Linked DNA regions of Homo sapiens: region 2 is linked to region 1. The links are chromatin contacts, found by Hi-C or POLR2A ChIA-PET in ENCODE. All regions are on one chromosome and are shown on one strand. The core of a region is the stretch at or near the end of the contact, and the rest is flanking DNA. Distances in the headings are between cores, read along the strand shown. Region 1 has its middle 24 kb from the start of MIR3164. Region 2 has its middle 59 kb from the start of LINC01488.

Region 1 (4,620 bases), core at 757-3,256:
CTGTTGGCTTAAGGCGAGGACAGGTGGGAGATGGGCCCAAAGCCCTCCCAGGTGCCTGGCCCGGGGCCAGCCTTCGATGCAGATCAGCCTCCGTGCAAGTCAGCTCTGGGGCTCAGGCATCTGGAGATGGTCGGGGAGGCTCTTGCAGATCTTTCTTCTTTCCCCCGAGACCCTGGCTCCACTGTGAGTTTTGTTGGCATTATTGGAGGGCGGTGGGGAGTGAGTGGCGGCGAGATGGACCTGGTAGCGATGACAGTTGCCAGCCACATCTCCAAGGTGGACTTGGTCCCAGCCTGGCAGCACAGGTGAAGCTGGGAGTGGTGCGTGCAGGGCTCTCTGAGTAAGCGGCATCCCAGAGCCTTCCTCTTGGACACTGACCGATGGGACATCGGGCCACGCAGCGTCCACACGCAAGCACTTGCCACCAAGTGTGTCTGCAGCGAGAAGATGCCAGGGGCTTGTGTGGCAGTGGAGCTGTCAGCGCCCACCTGCTGGGTCGAAAGCACCTGTCTCTGCCCAGAAGGGAGGGTCCCGTGGTGGGTGAATGAAGGTTGGGTTGGTTTCACAGACCCCCGTCGTGCCCACTTTGCCTGTCTCTCTGTCTAGACTGAGGCCACGTCAGCTGGCAGGGCCTGTGAGCCCTCTGGCCTTACATTTCCTTGGTCTGGGCCTCTCTGTGTCACATGGCGAATGATCCCTGAGCAACAGTGCCACGTCCTTGGGGAGCTTCGGTTTGAAGGGGCCCCTCCATGGATCTTTTGTAACGTGAGCCATTGCCCCGTGGGTTGGGGTTTCCATGGATTGGTGGGGCACACCGCACCTGTGGTCAGCCCCCACCCCCATCTTTGAGTCTGGGTAAGACAACTCTGGCCTTGCCCGGCCCGGGGTGCCCCCACAGCTCATTCACCTGGCACAGAGAGGCAGTGAGCAAACCAAGAAAGGCACTTTTGATCTGGGGACGGCTGGCACGTTTGCCAAGAGCCCCCAGACAGCCCTGCCTGGCTCGAGCCCAAGACAGCTTCTCAAAGGGCAGTTCCTTTGAGAGAGACTGTTGGGAAACACCTTTGAAAAATGGCTTTGTGCAGCCGGCCTGGAGGGCTGTGGACCGAGCCCCAGGGCTCCTCCTTGGCCACCAGCCTGGGTCCCAGGACGCAGGGCCATATGGCAGGTTTAGAAATTAAGCCAGGCCCTGACATTCCTGTGTGCAGCTCCGGAGGCCCCCTCCCCGCCCCGTGCCTGCAGCCCACTCCCTACCTCTGCCAGCCCGGGGCTCAGCGCCTGCCCTGTGCTTGGGGTGGGGTGAGGAGCTGGGCTTCCACGCCAGCCGACTGGGAAGCTTCTCCAAGTGGTGAAACCCAAGGGAAAGCCGTGGAGTCTTTCCCCGCTGCCACCCGCCTTGGTTTAGTGATGCTCTGCTGGGCCACGTATCCTGCTCTCAGAGTTCAGAAGGGACTTAATCTATTTTTGTCCTGTTCAGCCAGGATGATTATCTTTAATAAGGCCATCTTGAACGTTTCCTTGTCAGCTCGTTTTAAGGAAATGTTTGCGCATTAAGCATTTTCCCACAGCGGTAAGACAATGTGCTGTCCCTTGCCAAAGATCACATTTGCCATCCTCGGCGTTCCTGCCTCTGGACGGTGAGCCTGGAGGCTGGCCAGCCCATTGCTGCCAGGGGCCCTCCATTGATCACTATCAGGATGTGATTGATTAATATCATGGAGGAGGAGGCCTGCGCTTGGCTGGCCCGGAGCTCCCTGCTGCCGAGGGGCTCTGTGGGCAGGGTCCATGACCACTGGCAGTGGGGAGGGGCAGCAGCGAGGTGGTGCATGGGCTCCGGCAGGTGGCCTGAGTGATGGGCTGAGCTTGGCCGTAGCCGTGTGAACCGGCCGCCCGGCCCTGCCCCCAGCTCTTTGAAGCACTTCCAGTTTGCCCAGCTGGGTACGTCCAGTGCAGCCCTTTACATTTCCAGTTTGTCCAGATCCACAAAGCAAAACCAAACTTTCCAGGTCCCCTGAGGCCTGCTGGCCCTGGCTCCCAGGCCCGGCTGCCCAGTGAGGCGCTGTGGGAAGGTGCCTCTGGGTGATTCTCTGAGCCCGTGGGCAGGGGACGGAGGGAGCTTGTCCCAGCCTCCTGTCCTTGGTGAACTGCTCCAGTGGGGACAGGCCTCCCTCCACCATCTTCCCACTCAGGGCTACCCAGAGGCCAGGCTCCCAGGGCCCAGCCCTCACCTGCTGAGTGACCAGGGCAGGGGACAGCATCTGTATCTGGCTGTGTGGGGGCCCAGCCACAGAAAGGCAGGTGGGACAGCAAATGGCAGAGTTTGGGGTTTTCAGAGGCCACAGCTTCTGGGGAGAGGAGGATCCCTGAGCATGAATGGTTGCAACAGGATGTGGGGAGGGAAGAGGAAGAACTGGTCCAGACAGAGAAGGAGTAAGGAGGGCCCAGGGCAGTGGGCAATGCTGTGTCTGCTCCATATCCAAGAGGTGGTGCTGGGGCTGATGCCTGCGGAGAGGTGGGCAGCCCAGGGACTGCCTGGCCTGCTTGAGAAGCTAATGGCTGGATGGGTAGGGCCATCCAGTGAGGGTATTTTCTAAATTGGAAAGTCCCTGATTTTTTGGGAGCTGGAGAACTTTAAAGTGGGAAGGGCCTGTGGAGAACTTAGCATCAGGTCCCCTGGTGTTGGGGAGGCTGAAACCTGGCATGGCAGGAGTGGCCCAGCCCGTGCTGCTGGGAGAGGACCAGTGGCTGCTGCACTAAGAGCTTACCTGGGGCAGGTCCACGGGTCTCTCACAGTGCAAACCCCATGGCCTGGAATGCAGTATTCATGCCAGAAACACTGAGAAAGGCTCTGCCATCCAGGGACTATGCTGTGAGGGTTTGCTGAGCACCAGGATTTTCTGAGCAGTGGGGTTTGCTAAGCACCTGGGTTTTGCTAAGCACCAGGGTTTGCTGAGCACTGGGGTTTGCTGAGCACCAGGGTTTGCTGAGCACCAGGATTTTCTAAGCAGTGGGGTTTGCTAAGCACCTGGGTTTTGCTGAGCACCAGGATTTTCTCAGCAGTGGGGTTTGCTAAGCACCTGGGTTTGCTGAGCACCAGGGTTTGCTGACTACCATACTGCCTTGGATGCCACAGTGAATGCAGGCACAGCCCCACCTGAATGTTGCTTCAGCCTCCTCTTATCCCAGCTCTGTGAGATGGGGCCCCCACACCCCAGGGTTGTCCAGAGTATCACACCTCAGGATTGTCCAGAGTATCACACCTGGTCACACCCTCCTCCTCATCTTGGGAGAAGCCTCTGTGACCCACCTGCTCATGCCCGTGTCCTGGGCTCGGTGTTGATGCTCCCACCCCACCCCATTGCAGTCATCAACAAAGTCCATTTGAACCTCCAAGCACATTTTTGGTCTGCCTCTCCTCATTCCCTCTCCCCTGTCCCAGCCCCGCCATCCAACACACCTGGAGGACTATAGTGGTCCCTGATGGTCCACCTGTTTCTCCACTGCTGACTTCTCTGCTCTGTCTTTGCACCCGCAGCAGCTATTGGATCATGTCCCTCCCCGTTGTGAAACTCAGCCATGGCCGTCCACAGCCCTCCACCCTGGTCCCCAGCCTGCGTGCACGAGCCCCTGCCCACTGTGAGCCTGCCACCCCTGCCATGTCACTGGCCAGCACTACACCTCCCAGCCTCAGGGCCTTTGTCCAGGATGTTTGGATTGGGCTGAATGATGACCCCCTTAACGTATGTCCAAATCCTAACCTAGAACCTGTGGGTGTGACCTTTTTGGAAAGAAGGGTCTTTGCAGGTGAAATTAAGGTAAGGGATGAGATCATCCTGGATTATCTGTGTGGGCTCAAAATCCAATGCCAGGTGTCTCATGAGAGAAGAGGTGAAGACACGGAGAGGAGGAGGAGGATGCACGAAGACAGAGGCAGAGACTGGAGTGATGTGGCCACAGTCAAGGAACACCTGGAGCCCCCAGGAGCTGGAAGTGTCAGGAAGGACCCTCCTCTAGCACTTTCAGAGGGAGGGCGGCCTTGCTGACACCTGGGTCTTGGGCTTCGGGTCCCCAGAACTGAGAAAATAAGTCTGTGTTGTTCTGAGCCACCCAGTTTGGGATGGTTTGTTACAGCAGCTGCAGGAGACTTGTACACATTTGTTCTGCCGACACGCTTTTCTCATTCTCACACGCCTTTCAGGTCTCAGACCCACTCCCTGGGGGAGGAGCTCCTTGGTGCCCATCCAAGCACCTGCCCCTGCCCCTTTGGGAGCCCCACCACAGTCTATGATCATGCATTTATTGATCACTTATTAACTTATTTATTGGCTAATTACACATTTGTTGACTATTGAAAATGCGAACTATGTCTGGTTTACCTTTGAATCCCAGCATCTGTGAAGAGCCGGCTCCTGCTATTATTATTGTTAATCAGTATTAGTATTAGCATTAAATGAATGAACAGGTACCTCCTCATTCATTCATTTATCCATTCAATTACCATTTATTGAATGCTGCTGGGTGCCAGGGGCTGGGGATATGGCTGTGAACAAGACAGACCCAAGTGCCTGCCTTGGTGGGCTCTTCTAGTCAGAGTGGCCAGGAGAAGCAGACCAAGTGTCT
Region 2 (4,304 bases), core at 126-2,625, 430 kb after region 1:
GGCAGGAGGAAGCCCTGGCAGGACATGCCCAGCCCCTCTCATGTGGATGGCAGCCATCCAGCAAGAGAATGTGGGCAGAGGAGGTGGATTGGTCAGGGCTCTGCTTCAAGCCAGACTCCTGCCTGTGGGCCAGGCTAGGGGACTGAGGCCTTGGGTGAGGACCTGAGGCTCTGAGCTATGGTGGACCCAAAACCCAGACCTCTGCTTTCGCCAGTAAGCGGAATAGCATCAGGGATGATGGGCCCTGGCTCACAGGCCACCCGCTGCTGAGAACGTGGCGGGGGACCGAGCCAGGGGCTTCAGGCCAGCTGCAGTGAAAGGACGGGAGGGGCAGCCTCCGACTTGCCTGGTGCCAGCACCTGCAGCCCACAGTGCACCGAGCCTTCCCAACCAGGCCCCACCATCAGATCCAGCAGCAGGCCCCTGGATTCCCTGATTTCATCTTTGAGGCCTCCAAAAAGTCACTTTCTCTTTCCTGTCAGGCACCCACTCAACAAAGCCACTCACAGCCAGTTAGTCAGAAGGAAGGAAGGAAAGAGGGAAGGGAAGGGAAGGGAAGGGAAGGAAGAGGGAAGGGAAGGGAGAGGGAAAGAGATGGGAAGGAAAGGAGACTTCTCAGGCCCCAGAATTCTGGAAGGCTCCAAAAACCTGGTTAGACAGTGGCATGAGGAAGCAGCGTGCCCAAGAGTGAGGCAGCATTTGCCACAGCGGGATATAGAAGGGAGAGGTAAGACGGCGTGTGCCGGTGCCCACAGCCTCTCAGCCGCAGGGGACCGAGGGAGCTGTGGCTTCCCTTCATTGCCTACTTTTAGGTTTTGTAACCACGTGAATGCCTCATCCACTGAAAAAATTAAACTTACAAACTTGCCAGAATTTGCCCCTGAGGGCCCGAAGCCCCCCTGGGCGAGGACGCTGCAGCAGTGCATGTGAGTAAGACCCTGTATCTGCAGGGCCACCCCTCTACCACCCATCTCGGCACCCACACCCCCTCAGCACCCCAGGCTCCTCTGCAGAACTGAGGCCCCTCCCCTCCACGGAGGCACTTCCCTGTCTCAGAAGGGAGGAAGTCTCTGCTTGAGTGCCACCTGACTGGAATCTCACAGGAGGAATTGAAAATCAGCGTCACAGGCCCCACTCCTGGCCTCCACCCCAGCCTGGCTTAAAGCAGAAAATCAACACATAGAAGGAGATGGCTATTTTGAGTGCTGGGAGCCAGTTTCTCTCCCTTTTCTCCCTCGTCTTCCTCCCCCTTTCCAAGGGCCTGGCCCCTCCTGGGAAGGCAGGGAAAGGACAAAGACCCTGGGAGAGGGACGCGCCTGCCACTGCCCAGCCTGGGCGGCAGAATGACACAGGCGCTGGAACTCACCCTGGCATTGGCCTGGCAGGAAGGCCCAGCTGCCCGCTGGCCCGGCTCCTCCTGGGCAGCTCCGTGGGAATTCCCTGGGGGCAGAGCGCATTACAGGAAGCGGCCGCTGGGTGCAGGGCGGGCTTCTCTGGTTCCCATAGACCATCCCCTCCCCATGAACTGGAGCAGGCTTCCCGTGCAAGCCCATTTGGCCTGGAAGTAGGAAAAATACCGCTCCTATGGTTCTGTGTTCTGCTGGAGAAAAGTCTCCGGGGCCGGGCCCCACCCCGATCCCCGCTTCTTACCCACCCCACCTACCCTGGCCGTCCCTCCACTTTCTCCTTACTTCCCCCAACTCAACCACACTCCACAGGGTCATGGCTGCTTTCTCTGAGCTGACAATGCTGGTGCCACTGCACACAGGACCACCTTCTGCACCCCTAAAGGGACAATGGCCGGTTGCTGGGCTTGGTGATGGTTCAGGGTCTTGAAAACCTTTTCTCTGCCCGCCCCTGCCCCCACCAACCCACCACAGACTGAGACAGCAATCCCAGGGCCTCCGTGGGAGAGGAGAAGAGCGTCCCAGGACACCACCCACCAGAGCAGCTCAAGCCCCCAAGCCAATCCCTGCCCTGGTTCCACACCCCAGCCCCCACTGAAACCCCGGAGGCAAAGCGTCGCTCTAGCTCTTATTCTTAGCATCGAACTTGCTCCCACTACGGTGGGAATAAGGTACCTGGCGCCGGTGCATGTAACAATGGGCCGGGGGCTCAGGCGGCAGGTTCATTCTGAGAACCCTCCACCTCCTTAAGACATTTCTTGAGGACTTGGGTTTATGATGAGTGAGTCATGGAGCCACATAATTAGAGATAGGAAAGGCAGCTTTGCCAGGGCCTCGACTTGGACCAGAACGTTCTACTTTTAGATTCATGGAACAATCACATCTCACTGGACCTGAGACAAGTGAGGAAACTGAGCCCCAGAGAGGCAACCGGGACTCTCGGTGGAGTACATGGGGAGCAGGGACAAGATGAATGGGGGTCCCACATCTCCAGAGGTCTGGTGATCTGGCTAATACATGGCATCAGAAGTACCAACAGCTGTAGGAAGGGAGGCTGCATCTCCAGCCCCCCAGGAAGGCATGGGACCAGTCCAGTCTGAAGAAGGAGCTGGGGGCAACCCTGAGGGTCAGCTCAGGCCTCAGAGCAGAGGACAGCTGGGATCATGATTGGTTTTTTTCAATCTCAGCCTCAGAGCAATGCTCCAAGAACAGGAACCTAAAGGAAGCCAGGCTACGAGATCTGGCACTTGCATCTGCTCCTGGAAGCCAGCCTGGCCTCTGGAGGCCTGAGAACCTGGTGCCACTGTGAGGACCTCATGCCACTGTGAGGACCTGGTGCCAGTGTGAGGACCTGGTGCCACTGGGCTCTCGCTCTGGGCTTTTCCTTTCAGTTATCAGTCTGCAGTGGAGACTGGTTTCCACTGCCAGGGTGAGGATGTTTGGACACCATGAGAACCCTCTCGAAATTCCAGGGTTTTGAATTTCAAGCTGAGCTGGGTCCCGGTAGTATTCAGGTTCACAGGAAGTTGGCACAAATCAGCCTCCTGCTTATGATGGGCAGTGGGGAGGGGGTCAAGGAAAGCCTCTTAGGAGGTCACAATGACATCTCAGACACCAGCGAGTGCTTGTGACACATACTGCTGAATGAAGTCTGGGTGAATCAGAAACACGAGGCTGCATTTCCCTTGGAATACACTCGGGGTTAATAATTACATGAGAAATCACTTGGCAAATCCATGTGGGGTGTTGCTGAACCCAAAACATTCAAGAAGATGTTTGACTAATCCCATCCCTGGGCATGGCCCATTCTTTCCAAGAGGGCAGGGGATGGCTTTAAACAACTATGGGCCACATGCTTGCAACCCACAAGGCCTGGCTGCTTTCCAAGAGTGTTTCTCTGCCCTTGAACATCTAGGAATCGAGTTCACCTGGGGAGAGGGGATTTTTTTCCCAAGTGATTCTATGGGAATTGATTACCTGATTCTCTGGTTCTAAAACTTCAACAGCATCTACTGGGAAAATGAGGTGGGGGGAACACGGGGCGGGGGACGGGGGGAGGTGAGGTGGGCGATGGCTCCTGGGGGACTTGTTAAGAAATATTTTGGATGATTCAATGACTCTCCGGACTAGAAGCCTTTTGATTTTGATTAACCACGAAAAAAACTCCACCGGCAACAGTGAGATCATTGCGTGAGTGGGGCTGCTTCGTATTGTCATGAGAGTTCCATGAAGGCCCCGAGGGCACTCCGAAATATCACAGTGGCTTCCAGGAAATTCTCTGCCAGCATCTGCAGGCGGGAGACAAAGTGTTGCCTTGGTCCCATTTCTGGGGCAAAGGCGACGCTCCGCACCCTGCACTTGGCGCTCTGCGCTCCGCACTCCGCAGGCCATAGTCTGCACTCCGCAGTCCCCAGCCCGCACCCCACACTCTGCTCTGCACTCCGCACTCCGCACCCTACTGTCCGCACTCCTCACTCCACAGTCCATACCCCACACTCTGCAGTCCGCACTCCGCAGTCTGCACTCTGCATTCCACACTCCGCAGTCCTCACTGCCGCAGTCCACACTCTGCAGTCTGCACTCCTCGGGCTGCTGGCAGGGCCCTGCGTATCTTTGCTCAGAACTTTCCTTCCCAGAGCCTCAGCTTTTCCGGCTGCCTGGGTGGCCTCAGAGGGTCTAAACAGCTTTCCATGCTCCTTCGCACCATACCTCTGGGCTCGGGGCACAACTTCTGCCACATTCTGTGCCACGTGGTCACTAGCACTGCGCGGCCAGATTTCCACAGGCGTCCATGCCGCAGTTGTGTGCTAAGGGTCTACTGTGTGGCAGAGACGCCCAGACAAAGAAGACACAGCTCACGGGCTTGCGTGACTTACGGGTAGGGGGACCCACCCACCT

Evidence for each region. A loop is a pair of places that touch in the nucleus more often than their neighbours do. ChIA-PET counts read pairs that join two places held with the same protein, here RNA polymerase II (POLR2A). Pooled maps may share reads with other maps.
Region 2: a map with no recorded cell type shows a loop between it and region 1 (2.9-fold over the local background). The contact joins two enhancer-like sites. A Hi-C loop is called at or near these places in 4 of 37 single-sample maps with no recorded cell type and 6 of 50 pooled maps. POLR2A ChIA-PET finds 5 or more read pairs at or near these places in 3 of 52 experiments (K562, PC-9 and WTC11).

The regions. Positions count from the first base shown.
Region 1 is chr11:69,104,630-69,109,249 of GRCh38, forward strand. No RefSeq gene overlaps it. Among named protein-coding and RNA genes, the nearest start is that of MIR3164, 24 kb to the left of the region's middle. Within about 2 kb of position 2,007, at least 8 of the 41 ENCODE cell types and tissues checked have a DNase peak (open chromatin) inside an H3K27ac peak, as active enhancers do.
Region 2 is chr11:69,538,881-69,543,184 of GRCh38, forward strand. No RefSeq gene overlaps it. Among named protein-coding and RNA genes, the nearest start is that of LINC01488, 59 kb to the left of the region's middle. RefSeq lists enhancers at 1-452, 471-615 and a cis regulatory region at 538-541. Within about 2 kb of position 1,376, at least 15 of the 41 ENCODE cell types and tissues checked have a DNase peak (open chromatin) inside an H3K27ac peak, as active enhancers do.